2 separate regions of the Homo sapiens genome follow, and region 1 is linked to region 2. A link is a loop called in an ENCODE intact Hi-C map of the cell type or tissue named here. Cell type or tissue: B cell. All regions are shown on one strand. Links, peaks and the distances in the headings refer to the core of each region. The heading gives the core; the rest is flanking DNA. Region 1 overlaps EMB (embigin). Region 2 holds the start of EMB (embigin).

Region 1 (8,622 bases), core at 623-8,622, 47 kb before region 2:
GAAATAAGTATGTTCTTTGAAACCAATGACAACAAAGACACAACGTACCAGAATCTCTGGGACACATTTAAAGCGGTGTGGAGAGGGAAATTTATAGCACTAAATGCCCATGACAGAAAGCAGGAAAGATCTAAAATTGACACCCTGACATCACAATCAAAAGAACTAGAGAACCAAGAGCAAACAAATTCAAAAGCTAGCAGAAGACGAGAAATAACTAAGATCAGAGCAGAACTGAAGGAGAGACAAGAAAAACCCTTCAAAAAAAAAGCAATGAATCCAGGAGCTGGTTTTTTGAAAAGATCAACAAAATTGATAGACTGCTAGCAAGACCAATAAAGAAGAAAAGAGAGAAGAATCAAATAGATGCAATAGAAAATGATAAAGGGGATACCACCACCAATCCCAAAGAAATACAAGCTACCATCAGAGAATACTATACACACCTCTATGCAAATAAACTAGAAAATCTAGAAGAAATTGATAAATTCCTCGACACATACACCCTCCCAAGACTAAACCAGGAAGAAGTTGAATCTCTGAATAGACCAATAACAGGTTCTGAAATTGACACAATAATTAATAGCTTACCAACCAAAAAAAGCCCAGGACCAGACAGATTCACAGCCAAATTCTACCAGAGGTACAAAGAGGAACTGGTAGCATTCCTTCTGAAACTATTCCAAACAATAGAAAAAGAAAGAATCCTCCCTAACTCATTTTATGAGGCCAGCATCATCCTGATACCAAAACCTGGCAGAGACACAACAAAAAAGAAAATTTCAGGCCAATATCCCCGATGAACATCTATGCGAAAATCCTCAATAAAATACTGACAAACCGAATCCAGCAGCACATCAAAAAGCACCACGATCAAGTCGGCTTCATCCCTGGGATGCAAGGCTGGTTCAACATATGCAAATTAATAAACACAATCCATCACATAAACAGAATCAATGATAAAAACCACATGATTATCTCAATAGATGCAGAAAAGGTCTTCAACAAAATTCAACACCCCTTCATGCTAAAAACTCTCAATAAACTAGGTACTGATGGAACATATCTACAAATAATAAGAGCTATTTATGCAAACCCACAGCCAAGATCATACTGAATGGGCAAAAACTGGAAGCATTCCCTTTGAAAACTGGCACAAGAAAAGAATGCCCTCTCTCACCACTCCTATTCAACATAGTATTGGAAGATCTGGCCACGGCAATCAGGCAAGAGAAAGAAAAAAGGGTATTCAATTAGGAAAAGAGGAAGTCAAATTGTCTCTGTTTGCAGATTACATGATTGTATATTTAGAAAGCCCTATTGTCTCAGCCCAAAATCTCCTTAAGCTGATAAGCAACTTCAGCAAAGGCTGAGGATACAAAATCAATGTGCAAAAATCACAAGCATTCCTATACACTAATTACAGACCAACAGAGAGCCAAATCATGAGTGAACTCCCATTCACAATTGCTACAAAGGGAATGAAATACCTAGGAATCCAACTTATAAGGGATGTGAAGGACCTCTTCAAGGAGAACTACAAACCACTGCTCAAGGAAATAAGAGTGGACACAAACAAATGGAAAAACATTCCATTTTCATGGATAGGAAGAATCAATATCATGAGAATGGCCATACTGCCCAAGGTAATTGAGACATCAATGCTGTCCCCATCAAGCTACCATTGACTTTCTCACAGAATTGGAAAAAACTACTTTAAATTTCTTGTGGAATCAAAAAGGAGCCCACAGAGCCAAGCCAATCCTAAGCAAAAAGAACAAAGCTGGAGGCATCATGCTACTTGACTTCAAACTATACTACAAGGCTACAGTAACCAAAACAGCATGGGACTGGTACCAAAACAGAGAGATAGACCAATGGAACAGAACAGAGGCCTCAGAAATAATGCCGCGTTATCTACAATCATCTGATCTTTGACAAACCTGACAAAAACAAGTACTGGGGAAAGGATTCCCTATTTAATAAATGGTGCTGGGAAAACTGTCTAGCCATATGTAGAAAGCTGAAACTGGATTCCTTCCTTACGTCTTACATAAAAATTAATTCAAAATGGATTAAGGACTCATATGTTAGACCTAAAACCATAAAAGCCCTAGAAGAAAACCTAGGCAATACCATTCAGGATATAGGCATGGGCAAAGATTTCATGACTAAAACACCAAAAGCAATGGCAACAAAAGCCAAAATTGACAAATGGGATCTAATTAAACTAAAGAGCTTCTTCACAGCAAAAGAAACTATTATCAGAGTGAACAGGCAACCTACAGAATGGGAGAAAATTTTTGCAATCTATCTATCTGGCAAAGGGCTAATATCCAGGATCCACAAAGAATTTCAACAAATTTACAAGAAAAAAAACAACCCCATCAAAAAGTGGGCCAAGGATATTAACAGACACTTCTCAAAAGAAGACATTTATGCAGCCAACAGACACATTAAAAAAATGCTCATCATCACTGGTCATCAGAGAAATGCAAATCAAAACCACAATGAGATACCACCTCACGTCAGTTAGAATGGTGATCATTAAAAAGTCAGGAAACAACAGATTCTGGAGAGGATGTGGAGAAACAGGAATGCTTTTACACTGTTGGGGGAGTGTAAATTACTTGTGGAAGACAGTGTGGCGATTCCTCAGGGATCTAGAACTAGAAATACCATTTGACCCAGCAATCCCATTACTGGGTATATACCCAAAGGATTATAAATCATTCTACTGTAAAGACACATGCACACGTATGTTTATTGTGGCACTGTTCAGAATAACAAAGACTTGGAAGCAACCTAAATGCCCATCAATGATAGACTGGATAAAGAAAATGTGGCACATATACACCATAGAATACTATACAGCCATAAAAATGGATGAGTTTATATCCTTTGCAGGGACATGGATGACACTGGAAACCATCATTCTCAGCAAACTATCACAAGAACAGAAAACCAAACACCGGCACGTTCTCACTCATAAGTGGGAATTGAACAATGAGAACATATGGACACAGGGAGGGGAATATCACACACCGGGGCCTGTTGCGGAGTGGGAGCTAGGGGACAGATAGCATTAGCAGAAATACCCAACGTATATGATAGGTTGATGGGTGCAGCAAACCACCATGGCACGTGTATACCTATGTAACAAACCTGCACATTCTGCACATGTACCTCAGAACTTAAAATATAATGAAAAAAATTTACCCAGAACAACAAGAAAATTTGTTCTCTGCATCATTTTAACTTAAAATATCTATTTTTATGAAGTTCGCTACTGCCTTTTAAATTGTTCAAATATATTTTGGGACACTTTGAAAATTCCTTTCTGAAAGACTTTTGGTTCGATGTGTTAAACTAGAGTCCCAGCTCTAGGTGCACTTTTTCACTGGGCTTGAGAAGGACATATTGTTCAACATGATTTAAATTATTTGTGAGTATACACAAAGAAAAAAAAAACTAGTGTTTTCTGTTTAGTGCCTTTATATTCTCTTTTAAACCACTATTAAAAATAAAAAGCATGACAATGTTTTTCAATACTTAACTTTTTAATTCACTAAGTACTATTTTATTCAATTTAATTGCATATTAGATGTATCTTTTCAGTTACATGCAACAGAAAATATTTTTTAAACATTCCTATATAGACATTTTCTGTGCTATTTACACAGTACAGAAAGCCCTCAATGAGAATTTAGGCACATATGCTTACAAAGGAAAAAATTATAATTATTAGAAAGTATGTCAAAATAAATCCATGATCCTTGATTTAAATAAAACTAAAGATTATGATCATATTTCTTTCTTTAAAAGTACAAAGACAGTTAATAAAATGTGATAGTTACAAACATGTGCTATGATTTTGCAGCATTAAATAGTATTGTTACATATGTAATAAATCTAACATTGTGCTACATTATTTTCTAAAGTAAATTAAAAATTAAATAGCAAAATCAGTTTTTATAAACAAAGTTTTTGAACATAATAAGCCAACACATAAAAATAATATACATAGTTGTTGCAGGTTAATCTTGTGATTAAAAGTAATTTTGACAACATTATTCATGAATTATTTTCACTGACTTCATAAGAAAATTTTATCATAAAAGCACAATCACACATTCATGATTCACTGAGAATCACACAGACATTATTATTATGACACATGAATCAGAAGATATGCAAGCCCAAAGAATTCTCGAGTGCATTCCATAGGCCAGCAAAAACATGACTTTCTTTGCCAGCTTCTCTTACAATCTGTGAATCATACTTTTGAATGCCAATAAATCTCAACCTATTAGATGCTTTTGGAAATTAATAAAACTTTAAGCTTACTAAACTGTCTCATTATAGGCAGTTTATAGTGAGACTCTCCTGACATTTACTTAAAATGGCTATTTCCCTATGTTTACTACTAAAAATGGCTATTTCCCTGAAAGTTGATTTTTGTTTATCATTTACTTGTTGCAGATGCTACTGCTGTGTCTATGGCAGACTATCCATAATGTACTTAAATTCTCTCTGCAGGCTAAATGTACGACCAGAGACTATTTTCTGCCTGTTGTCCTGGGGAAATCATAAATAGCACCTTCTTTCACTTTCAGTGGTTGGATGATAAATTTTATGGCCACCCTCCCAATTTATAAGTAAAATTACAAAAAAAAAAAAAAAAAAAGAAAGAAAGAAAGAGTGCTAAGGCAAATAAATGTGTCTTGATTCCCCAGCACCACTATAGGGATACAAGAGTGGCAAAGCATGGATTCCATAAAAATTCCATGGAATTTATGATATAACTGACCAGTTGAAAGGAATAAAATTGATATTAAAAAATACAGATTATAGATAATAGCCTCATTTTCTAAGAAGCATGTAACTTGCAGGCCAAAGCTGTTCAACGTGGTGGTTAATCCTAGGTTCTTCAGGAGGACTCCGTGAATGTGAATCTCAGCTCTAAACACTTACAGGCAGGGTGACTTAAGGCAGCTTACCTAATCTCTCTAAGCTGCAGTTTCCTCATCTATTAAAAAAGTAGATATTAACTGTTTTTATAGCATAGGACCATTGTGTGGATTAAATGAACAAAACATGTCAAAGCAATTTGCACAGTGCCCATCATATGCCATGCACTCAATGTCAGTTATTATTATCCTTAGTGAAGCAGAATTCAATTGGTAAACAGGGCATGTAACTGACTTTCTGGATACAGTGCAGATACATTCCTAAGTATCATATGAAAGAAGGGTCTATAGTTCCATTTTCTTTTTCTCAATACTAGAGTAGGATAAATTCATGGTTAATTAATAAAAATCAAAATAGACATTACATAAATCTGTATAACTTAAGATTCTAAAATAATTGAGTCACTCTTCTATTTTTCATTCATTCAATAAGTATTTATTCAGAATATAGTACAAGTAGGTCACTTTGCCTTTAATTAATACTGCAACACATACTTGAACTTATTTCCACCTATAGATGAACAATACTAATGAGGAATAAGTCCCCAATTCTTTGCATAAATTTGTTCGATTAGACAAAATGAAAGAAATGCTTTCAGTGATCAAAACTAAACTATGAAACTGTGAAAATAATTATACCTTTTAAGATTAAATTTTGAATTGGATCTGAGATATTCTGAAGTATACTGGCAGGGGAAAGTGGAATGAGGTTAGTGGAGTGAACACAAACATCAACTCTCTACAGTATGATGTAAAGAAATACAATCACTAAATTTTGGGGGGAACAGATACAGAGTCTTCCTCTGTCTCCCGGGCTGAAGTGCAGTGGCAATCATAGCTCAGTGCAGCATCAAACTCCTGGGCTCAAGTAATCCTCCCGCCTCAGCCACCCAAGTAGCTGGAACTACAGGCAAGTACCATGCCTGGCTAATTTCTTTTTTATTTTTAGTAGAGACAGGGTCTTACTATGTTGCCCAGGCTGTTCTCAAGTTCCTATCCTCATGTGATCCATCCTCCTTGGCCTCCCAAAGTTCTGAGATTATAGATGTGAGCCACCATGCAGCCTAAAATTCTTTACATTTAAAATCAATGCATTATGTTATTAGAATAAAGGATAAAAATAAGGTTTGCATTTGTACTGTCCATGAAACATGAAGAACAAGGGAAATTTAAATAAGTTGAAAGCAACGTAATCTGTGTAATAGTTTAGGAATTAGAACTCATTTTGCTCACAAGACACTAATTCACTATTACAGAAAATATGACTGGACCTTTATACTATTCTATGTGTTTTTCAAAGTAAAAGAAGCAAATACTGAAGTTATAAAAGCTTGTTTTTCTTTATTAGAATACTTTTTTCAATTCTGATTTGTCACAATTTAGATTCTTTTTCTAAGAATAAGCAGAAATTTACAAAATTTAATTTTTATTTATACATTCATCCGTTCAATACACATTTCAAGAAAGCTGTATTGCACCCTTTCAGTGGTAGTTACAGGACAAAGAAACAAAATAATCCAAGAGAGAGACCAACAAATGTATATTTATAACACAGAGTAATAAACACAAATAAATGTGGAGTTATTTAAGCATGTAAGATGGTACATGCTCTACCAGGTATGGGGGCTTCTCTAAGACACAAGATCAGATTAAAGTCTTGAAAGATAATCTGGGGTTAGTCAAGCAGGTAGAAGTGTGAAGAGCACTTTCTGAGCGGAATCTCCATGTGCCAAGTCTAGTTCAAGAGACTGGATAGAGATTAGCAATTTGGAGAATGCAATATTAAGAAATGGCAAAGGTGAGCCTACAGAGATTCCAAAGTTGCATAGTGAGGTTTGTGTTTGAGAAAGTGGACTCAGGCAGCCACGCAAAAGAGGGATTAATAGAAAAGGAGACTGAGGTAGGAAAATCAAGGCATTAGTGTTGCAGCAGGTGTGGGCAGAGTTGGGGAGGCAATGGGATGGATTCATGAGCTATTAAAAAGGTCAAAGGAGCAGGGATTCATGACCCATAAGTATTAATTAATACAGAAGAAGAAAATATCAGAATGAGTTCTAAATTAGGGCCTGAGCAGCTAGATGTTGGGATAATAACAAAAAGACTGCAAAAGGAGAAGATTTACACTTTGGCAAAAAATGTATATGAAAGTATCTGGGAATTTTATGCCATCATTAAATCTACTTATTATGCTGAAAATCCTTGTTAGCTGGAAAGACTAAGAGAATTCCCCAAGGTGCCTAATATATAAACTTGGAGTAGTTTTCCTACTTCAACTTTTATGCGGCTTATTATTTGCAGTCAATTTATATTTGGTCAATATTAGTTAATTCATTTATCATCTCTGTAAGATTGGTTAATGGAAGCAGATTAAAATCCAACAGTGGTAATTTTCTGGAAGTCCTCCAGAGAGACTACAAAAAGCCAAAAGTCAACTTTAATTTTTGAGTACTTTTCCTATTTAAGGTTACTGAGATAAATTGTCTTTGCTAGAAAAAAATAAACAGTATTGCCAATTAAAAACTCCATTTACTATAGAAATATTCCTGATTATTTTACCTTTGGGAAGCAATGCTTGTTGCTTGAAAATTGTATGAGCCTCAATGGTTAGTGGTGGTAAAATGGAAGAATGCATACTGCAGATGGGTTACACATTTGTTTGTGTTCTATATTCCAAGTCACAAATACACTGCTTTGAATTGTATTTAGTCAAACAGCAGATTTGACTAATATTTCCCTGAATTCAAATAGCTTAGATTAATTAAGCTAACTGATTGGTTATCTACCATTATATAGATATTACCCAAGTAATGTTGTCAAAATAATAATTAATTAAACTAAAATAAATGTATGGCCCTGAGACCAGAATAAAATGAAAACCAAGAATAAAATGAAGTTTGCCATTACCGGGATGTATTCAAGTTCAGCAAACTTATATGTGTAGTTAAGATGCTTTACAACAAAATATTGCATTTTGTTATAGCAACAAAGTATTGAGCAGCTTCCAAGTCACTACCTTATGTGTATTATTCATACTAGTAATATTGGTAAACATTAGTGATACAATTTTCACTACCAAAATTTTATTATATTTTTCTTAGCCAATACATGGAGCAAATTTTTATAAAGTATTTCTTGTCAAATCATTGAATTCCTCCTCCCCAACCTTTAAATTCCCTAGTCGCCAAGAATCTTGGGTTCCACACCACCACTCTTTGCTTCTGTTCTTAAAGTTGTTGCCCTTTGAGCAGTGGGACACTTCATGGTCATTTATGTTATCTAGTATCTTGTGGTATGATTTTAGTATTCATTCAAGCATTGACAACTTTTCATGTTGATTCAGATTTTATAAGATTTGATTACAGTGAGTTTATAAAATATTTCAGTTATATATGCAATAGAAACGAAGTATCCTATTTTGGAAGATAAGTCTAAGGCATTCACAGCAATAAAAAAGAAGTGCTTTAGTATTTCTGGACTTCAGTCAAGGGAATTATTATTGTAAAGCACTAATAATGCAGGTTTAGATATTTAACCAGCCATAGATACCAGGAAGCCAGGTGTTAAATCAAAGAACCAGGAAACCATGAGCCACAAAAGCATCAGTGTAGCAGTGTTTTAAGTATTACGACTATATGGACCTGCACCCTAAAAC
Region 2 (8,698 bases), core at 462-8,461:
TCAAAAATTAAATGAATGAATGAATGAATAAATAAATAAAAGTAGGCTTATGGTTCATCTGTTCCATTTAAACAGATTTTGGTCTTTGATCATTTGATCAAAGTGCTGTCTGCCAAGCTTCTCCACCATAAAGTTACTCTTTTTCCCTTGATATTAATGAGCACATTCTGAAGAGTTACTCTGAATCTTTAATACTTTGTACCCCATCAAACTTTTCATTGACTCCTTTTTAAATTTACATCAGTGGGTACTCATGAATTCCCATATTATTAAATGAGTTGCAATCCACTAATATCATTATTTATTTGATGCTCAATTTGTCCCAGATTTGTCCAGTGGGAACCCCTTTAAATGTCCTTAAAGGTAAAAACTGCCAGCATGTTCTACTGAGATATGGACTAACAATGTCAGACATATGTGGGTGCTTGAATAGTATTTGCTTCAAAAATATTTATTACTAGAAAGCTGCTGTGTTTGGGGTGAGAGGTTAGTAGGGAAGGGGGTTCATAAAGGGAATGCAAAAGCCACGTCCTCTGGAAGTTAAAAGGATCATTTTAAATGATTCTACTGCAAACATTTTTCAAAAGATAAACATGACCCATTTCTCCAATTTGTGTCATGTAATAGTAATAATAATGATATTTAAATACTCCCACTGATATATCCTTTACAAAGATATATTATATGTCTTATTTAATCAAAAAACCTTAAAACAGTCCCTGTACCTAATTTTATTCCAGGACTCAAACTGTGTCAGCATGTCATTCAGTGCAAATCAGACATTTAGATGCATAGGCTATGCTGTCAGTAGTTCTGAACTTTCATAGACATTTCCAATTAGCTCGGAGAGACAACTGGATATTGTGTTTAAGCACTGTGTTTAGGAAAACAGGCACTGGATGGACCAATGCCAAATTTCCTGCTCTGCTGCTTAACTAAGTATGTGTAATTACTTGGGCAATTAAGCAATTACTTGGGCAATTACATAAGCCAAGCCCCAATTTCTTCATCTTGAGCCCAGAAGGTCAAGGCTGCAGTGAGCCGTGAATGTGCCTCTGCCCTCCAGCCTGAGCGACAGAGTGAGAATTCCCCAGGAGTGCAGAGGTTCTCAGAACTGCAATACTCTGAGATGAATTTTGAAAGGTGAATCAGGGATAGAAGAATTAGGGATACCCAGAAAGGAGAAAAATGTTCTAGACAATTCTTTTTTCTTTTTTCAGCTGGAACTAAAAAAATGCTAACTCATAGGGCTATACATTTATAACTATTCTTATTATTAAAATTTGACTCAAAGTCTTAGGTTAACAGACAACCTGTGTCTAAGTATGTAGGCCTATACATCTAGGTCAAAAATATCCAGTAAACCTCACAATATCCTTTGGCAAAGAGAAAAATGAATTTCCCAGAGATCAATACCGAATCTAGAAAACAAGCTGAGAGTGCCTGACAATTTTTAATTCTGGCTTAAATTCGATGCTAACTTCATAACTTTTGTCTTGTACATTATTCCACAATTTTAGCTTACGTGGAGCTAAAAGAGCAGAACTTATACCATATACATAGAGTGACATCCCCTCCCCCATTCATCTTATTGATTTACACCTTCATTTATTCCACTTTCATTTGTTTCCTACCTTTTTTTTTTTTTTTCCTTTAGAGATCTTCTCTGCATATCAACTTAACCCTGACGCCTATGGAATAAGTATTTACCTAACAGTGCACTGTCTAGGCCATATCATTTTAAAGCTGTGGTTTTTAACCAGCTTAAAATCACATTTAAAGCTACATGGAGAGCTGATGAAACTCCTTAATGCCCACACTGAATCCCAAGCCAAATGAACCAGAGTTTTGCGGGAAAAGATCCAGGTATCAGGATTTTTCAAGCTCTCTGGTGATTCTGACATACAGTCAAGTAGAGAATCAAAGTTCTACAATGAATCCAGAATGCACTGGTTCTCAGAACTGCAATACTCTGAGGTGAACCAGGGATAGAAGAATTGGAGATACCCAGAAGGGGGAAAAATGTCCTGGACAATTCTGTTTCTTTTTCTTTCTTTTTTTTTGAGACAGTTTTGCACTGTCACCCAGGCTGGAGCTTAGTGGCACCATCACCATCATAGCTCACTGCAGCCTCAAACTTTGGACTGAAGCAATCTTTCTGCCTTGGCATCCCAAGCACCTGGGACTACTGGTGTACATCACCACAACCGCACTTTTAATTTTTTTTTTTTTTTTTTTAATAAAGAAGGGACCTTGCTATGTTGCCCGGGGTGGTCTTGAACTCCTGGATTCCAGCCATCCTCCCACCTCAGCGCCCAAAAGTGCTGGGATTACAGGCCTGGACAATTCTTTATAAGTGGTATTATGGAAAAGAGATGTGGCACAAGGAAATCTGCGAAGGAACCCACGATGTTCTGTCCAAGTTGTTAACAACTAGACGTTTTAAAAGGCATTTATAAAAATTAATAGTCTTACCTTTTGATTATCCTTCCTTCTCTATGGTGTGTTACAAAAATTCCACATCTTACAAGCCCATGAAAATAAATTCCCATGAGAGTTTGAAAACTTTTTGCAGAATAATGTCCCAATTTTAGTTACTGGTGGCCAATATTTACCAGCTTGAGAGGTGGTCTTTTATTACCCTTACTGGCTGGTAACATTTATGACACAGAAACTTGCAATAGGTTGGATGGAATCCTTTCAATATGAAAAGTAATTATAAACAGGTGAAGGTAGAATGGCAACTTTCGTGTTGGCTTTGTTAATGTTTTGCACGTAATCCCTCTGTCAAAGTGTCTTAAACAATAAAACAACAAGCAAAAATCTCACACATACACACACACACATGCACACACACATTTTGTTTTCAAAGACCACGGTGTAAAATGAAGATACACACACGTTATCCTGTAAGTTGTGGATCTTTGGTTGGCTAGTTGGTTATGATGTTTTTTCCCCTACTCAGCTCTAAAAAAACATCCTCGGCAAGGTGAGGTGGCTCACGCCTGTAATCCCAGCACTTTGGGAGGCCGAAGCGGGCGGATCACCTCAGGTTGGGAGTTCGAGACCAGACTGACCAATGTGGAGAAGCCCAGTCTCTACTAAAAATATAAAATTAGCCCGGCGTGGTGGCGCATGCCTGTAATCCCAGCTACTCTGGAGGCTGACAGAGGAGAATCGCTTGAACCCGGGAGGAGGAGGTTGCGGTGAGCCGAGATCACGCCATTGCACTCCAGCCTGGGCAACAAGAGTAAAACTCCGTCTCAAAAAAAAAAAAAAAAAAAAAAAAAAAATCCTCAAAGCCAACCCACCTGCCAAGAGGAGGGAAGGAGGTGATACTCGAGCCTTACTCTCGAATCAAGAAAAGGGAGTAGGCCTTGGGGAAATGTGGCTTTCAAAATTCATGCCATATTTGCCCAAGCCAAGTCGCTAGCTGGTCCCTGCAACCACCCACACACCCCACTGCCTTCTTCCTAGGAAAAACCAGACTCTGCCCTGTTACCTACGCGCCCGACTCGCGGGGCGCTGTTCGTTCAAGACTCGCCCCAAAGAGCGCAGGAACGCGAGCCGCAGCAGTTTCAGGGTTCAGCTTAGGTGACACAAACGTAGCTAATGGGAGGCCGCCGCCGACTCTCCCACCCGCCCTTACCAGCATCCCCGCGCCTCTCCCCGCCACCCTTGCCCGGCGCGCCGGCGATGCCCTCTGCCCGCGGGGACCCGAGCCTCGCGCGCCCTCCGCCCTCCCTACCCTGGACCCTGTACCCATCACACCTGGGGCACTGCCGTCCGCCGAGCTTGGGCGCGCGGCAGCGAGAAGGCACTGGAGGAGGAGCAGCCGGGGCGTACGCGCCCTGGCCTCCAGCAGGCCGGGGAGGGCGCGCATGGCGCCAGAGGGTCCGCCTGGGTCCTCGTGGAGACTGCTCCCTCAGCTCGCCGCCGCGGGTGTCCAGAGTCCCTGCGCACACTCGCAGGTGGCCCGGCGCTCGCAGCCAGTGCCGCGGGTAGGACGCTGAAGAAAAGGCGGAATGGGAGGGGCCCGGCCGCCTTGCCCCACTCCCCCGAGACGCTCTTACCGCGCCCGGCCCTCCATCAGTTATGCAGCCCTCAGCCGGCTGCTGGCGTTCCCGGATGTGCGGTGGCGGTGCTACTTCCCGGCTGCAGCCTCTCCGGCCTCCGCCCTCTCGGCTCTAGCAGGTCGGGAGAGAGCTTGGGCAGGTGATGTCTAGCCAATCTCGTGGGGAGAGGTCGAAACTCTGCCTACAGACTGGCCTTTGCACTTCACCTGAGGCAGGTTTCACTAATTTGCTTTGATGGGACAGATGAGAAACACTTTTCTCCTCCCGGACCCCGGACATCTTTGGGCTTTCTTACGAGGGAGGCTTATTTTTGCGCAGGTGTAAGGTTTTATCCAGCTGCCAGACAACTTGTGTTAATCTTTCTTTGCTTTGCCTACCAATCACACACATTCTCTCTTCTAGTCTCTGAAGGCTTAACTGATTTTCTCCGGATGAAGGTTTTAGAGTCCCAAGGCCCCATACCGTGTCTGATTTTACTTTATTTTTGTTTGTTAAGCCTAACAGCTTCTGAGGAGCCACCTAGAGCTCAAGAAGCAAAAGCTACTGAGAGTAGATACTATGTAAACTGCACAAGACATTGACCTTTGTTAAATCCGAACACTCTTTAAGATAATGCTCTTACCCACAAGGCTGTAGCTTGGAATATTCAGTGCTCTGAACCAAATTAAATAAATTAGTGCTTTATCCGGGAGGGGAGGAGAAATCTATATTGTAACATTGAAACACATTGATTTGATTTCTCTCCAGGATGTTATAACGCATTAAAAGATATTTTTAAAATTTTTCACGAGCTTTGTTTCCTCTCCCTTTATTTTTTTGAAGTTCAGCTTTCACATTCGTAAATTCAAAATATATCGGCGTTAAAAAAAAAAGGATTGGAAATAACATGAGACAAATTTTGAAAATTGAGCTATTTAACAAAACCTGTGTTTATTCCAGGCAGGAATGGTTAATTTGTAATTGGTACGTATTACTAAAACACGTCTGTTTCTGGTTTAGTATTATATGCACAAAACTTTGGAAACAGAATGTAGATTCTTCAAATTGGCAGTGAGATAATATGAATAATACAATTCATTCAACAATATTATCTACCAGGTGCCAATCTACCATTGTGTTCAAAAGAGGCTAGATAGGCACACATGCACAAATGCACGCATGCACACATGTACACACACACACACACAAATTAGACAACTGTTTATCTGTGAATGACAAATCTCAGAAAAGCCTCTTCTCAGAAAATTATGGTCAAAATTATTAAAATCTTCTGAATGAAACTTTAAAAGATGCCTTCAAGGACTAAATCTTATACACTGTTGACCCTCTGAGGGCATTGACTGGGCTTGCTAAACCCAAATTGCCTAATCAATGGCTGCTACATCACACCTCTTTCTTTCAACCCTGCATCTGGTCTCAGGACTAACTGCACACATTTCCCTATAATTAGGTAGAGTGTCAACAGTAAGCACTTCTCACCTCAAACTAAACTCTGACTGACTTTTCCCAGTTAGTCTCATAAAATCCTTAGACACAAATTCACCCTTCTTAAAGAAACATTTTTTTCAGTTGAATCAGCCTATTTATGACCAGAAAAACTTACTTACCCAAGTTGATGCTGATCCCCACTGTTGCTTTTGCTGTTGGAACAAAAGAGTTGAGAAAGAAATATAATTCTCATTTTGCTAAGCATTTTGAAAGTCTTTTCATCACTGTTCCTGTTCTATATTTAGATATTTGATATTTCCAGCCTTATGTACATTCCACTTTTTCAAATGCTCCATATCCTTTAAAACAAGCTTATTGACTGCCTTCCCTATATAACTTTTTCTATCCCTGATTCACCTTTCAAAATTCATCTCAGAGTATTGCAGTTCTGAGAACCTCTGCACTCCTGGGGAATTCTCACTCTGTCGCTCAGGCTGGAGGGCAGAGGCACATTCACGGCTCACTGCAGCCTTGACCTTCTGGGCTCAAGACGAAGAAATTGGGGATTGGCTTAAGTAATTGCCCAAGTAATTGCTTAAGTAATTGCCCAAGTAATTACACATACTTAGTTAAGCAGCAGAGCAGGAAATTTGGCATTGGTCCATCCAGTGCCTGTTTTCCTAAACACAGTGCTTAAACACAATATCCAGTTGTCTCTCCGAGCTAATTGGAAATGTCTATGAAAGTTCAGAACTACTGACAGCATAGCCTATGCATCTAAATGTCTGATTTGCACTGAATGACATGCTGACACAGTTTGAGTCCTGGAATAAAATTAGGTACAGGGACTCTTTTAAGGTTTTTTGATTAAATAAGACATATAATATATCTTTGTAAAGGACATATCAGTGGGAGTATTTAAATATCATTATTATTACTATTACATGACACAAATTGGAGAAATGGGTCATGTTTATCTTTTGAAAAATGTTTGCAGTAGAATCATTTAAAATGATCCTTTAACTTCCAGAGGACGTGGCTTTTGCATTCCCTTTATGAACCCCCTTCCCTACTAACCTCTCACCCCAAACACAGCAGCTTTCTAGTAATAAATATTTTTGAAGCAAATACTATTCAAGCACCCACATATGTCTGACATTGTTAGTCCATATCTCAGTAGAACATGCTGGCAGTTTTTACCTTTAAGGACATTTAAAGGGGTTCCCACTGGACAAATCTGGGACAAATTGAGCATCAAATAAATAATAATATTAGTGGATTGCAACTCAGGGATAGAAGTACTGGGGATACCCAGAAGAGAGAAAAATGTTCTAGACAATTCTTTTTTCTTTTTTCAGCTGGAACTAAAAAAATGCTAACTCATAGGGCTATACATTTATAACTATTCTTATTATTAAAATTTGACTCAAAGTCTTAGGTTAACAGACAACCTGTGTCCAAGTATGTAGGCCTATACATCTAGGTCAAAAATATCCAGTAAACCTCACAATATCCTTTGGCAAAGAGAAAACTGAATTTCGCAGAGATCAATACCGAATCTAGAAAACAAGCTGAGAGTGCCTGACAATTTTTAATTCTGGCTTAAATTCGATGCTAACTTCATAACTTTTGTCTTGTACATTATTCCACAATTTTAGCTTACGTGGAGCTAAAAGAGCAGAACTTATACCATATACGTAGAGTGACATCCCCTCCCCCATTCATCTTATTGATTTACACCTTCATTTATTCCACTTTCATTTGTTTCCTACCTTTTTTTTTTTTTTTCTCTTTAGAGATCTTCTCTGCATATCAACTTAACCCTGATGCCTATGGAATAAGTATTTACCTAACAGTGCACTGTCTAGGCCATATCATTTTAAAGCTGTGGTTTTTAACCAGCTTAAAATCACATTTAAAGCTACATGGAGAGCTGATGAAACTCCTTAATGCCCACACTGAATCCCAAGCCAAATGAACCAGAGTTTTGCGGGAAAAGATCCAGGTATCAGGATTTTTCAAGCTCTCTGGTGATTCTGACATACAGTCAAGTAGAGAATCAAAGTTCTACAATGAATCCAGAATGCACTGGTTCTCAGAACTGCAATACTCTGAGGTGAACCAGGGATAGAAGAATTGGAGATACCCAGACGGGGGAAACTTTTTCTGACCTTTCTGGTCCAAATTGACCTTTTCCTCCTTGGTGAAATAAATATTGCAACAAGCACTTTGATACTCTCATCATGAAGCGTATAAAGGGGGAATAAGGGTCCTTTGTTTTCTCCCCTTGAGTTGGGTGGGCTCTTTGACTCCCCTAACCTACTGAATATTGCTGAAGAGATACTGTGTGGGCTGGCCAGGCGTGGTGGCTCGCGCCTGTAATTCCAGCACTTTGGGAGGCTGAGGCAGGCAGATCACAAGGTCAGGAGCTCGAGACCAGCCTGGCCAATATGGTGAAACCCCGTCTCTACTAAAAATGCAAAAAAAAAAAAAAAAAAAAAAAAAATTAGCTGTGCATGGTGGCGCATGCCTGTAATCCCAGATACTTGGGAAGCTAAGTCAGGAGAATTGCTTGAACCCAGGAGGCAGAGCTTGCGGCAAGCCAACATCGCACCACTGCACTCCAGCCAGGGCAACAGAGCAAGACTGTCTCAAAACAAAAAAAGAGAGAGAGAGATTGTGTGAGCTTTCTGTTCCAGACCACAAGAGCTTCCACTTCCTTTCTGTTGGAGATCTTGCTCATAGAAGACACCTGCCTAGTGAAAAGTACTACAGTATTATCCTGAGACTGCCACACTGTGAGAAACCCAAACGCCATGGAGGACCCCGTAAAAATAAAGTCAGGTCAAGTAAAAAAGGAATATGAAGGTTTATTATACATACAGAAGAATAGTTCACAAACCAGAAGACTTCAAATCAAAAATAGTAAGAAACTTGACGTGAGAGTTACAGTGCAGCTTATAAAGCATCAATGAGGAAGTGCATTGACCTCTGCTGTGACTGGCTATTAAAAACATATTCCTTTTTGGGCAAGTAGAGTTGTATAAACTTATTTATCTGTAACAAATTGGTTCAATTTCATCATACTAACAAGAAAGGAAAGCTTAACTTTTGTTAATCATTAGAAATTGCATTTCAGAGAAATCAGGATAGCTTAAATTTTGGTTATGTGGCTATGAGTGGTTGACCTAAGA

Evidence for each region. Peaks named below come from ENCODE experiments on the same cell type or tissue, not always from the same donor. Only the 100,000 strongest peaks of a DNase experiment are listed, where the experiment ranks them.
Region 1: a loop joins it to region 2, with 1.9 times the contacts of the local background. A loop is called at or near these places in 3 of 110 quality-filtered maps.

The regions. Positions count from the first base shown.
Region 1 is chr5:50,389,906-50,398,527 of GRCh38, forward strand. EMB (embigin) reads right to left here. Exons shown (of 9, transcript NM_198449.3): 9 at 6,287-8,622. Among named protein-coding and RNA genes, the nearest start is that of EMB, 47 kb to the right of the region's middle. In B cell, for the core only: no CTCF peak of the experiment used is centred there; no DNase peak of the experiment used is centred there.
Region 2 is chr5:50,437,269-50,445,966 of GRCh38, forward strand. EMB (embigin) reads right to left here and starts at 4,020. Exons shown (of 9, transcript NM_198449.3): 1 at 3,772-4,020. The coding sequence starts at 3,883. RefSeq lists silencers at 3,564-3,753, 3,834-3,963. In B cell, for the core only: a CTCF peak has its summit at 3,502; DNase peaks (open chromatin) are centred at 3,563, 3,823, 3,963, 8,313 and 1 weaker place; H3K4me3 peaks cover 3,208 bases; H3K27ac peaks cover 3,885 bases.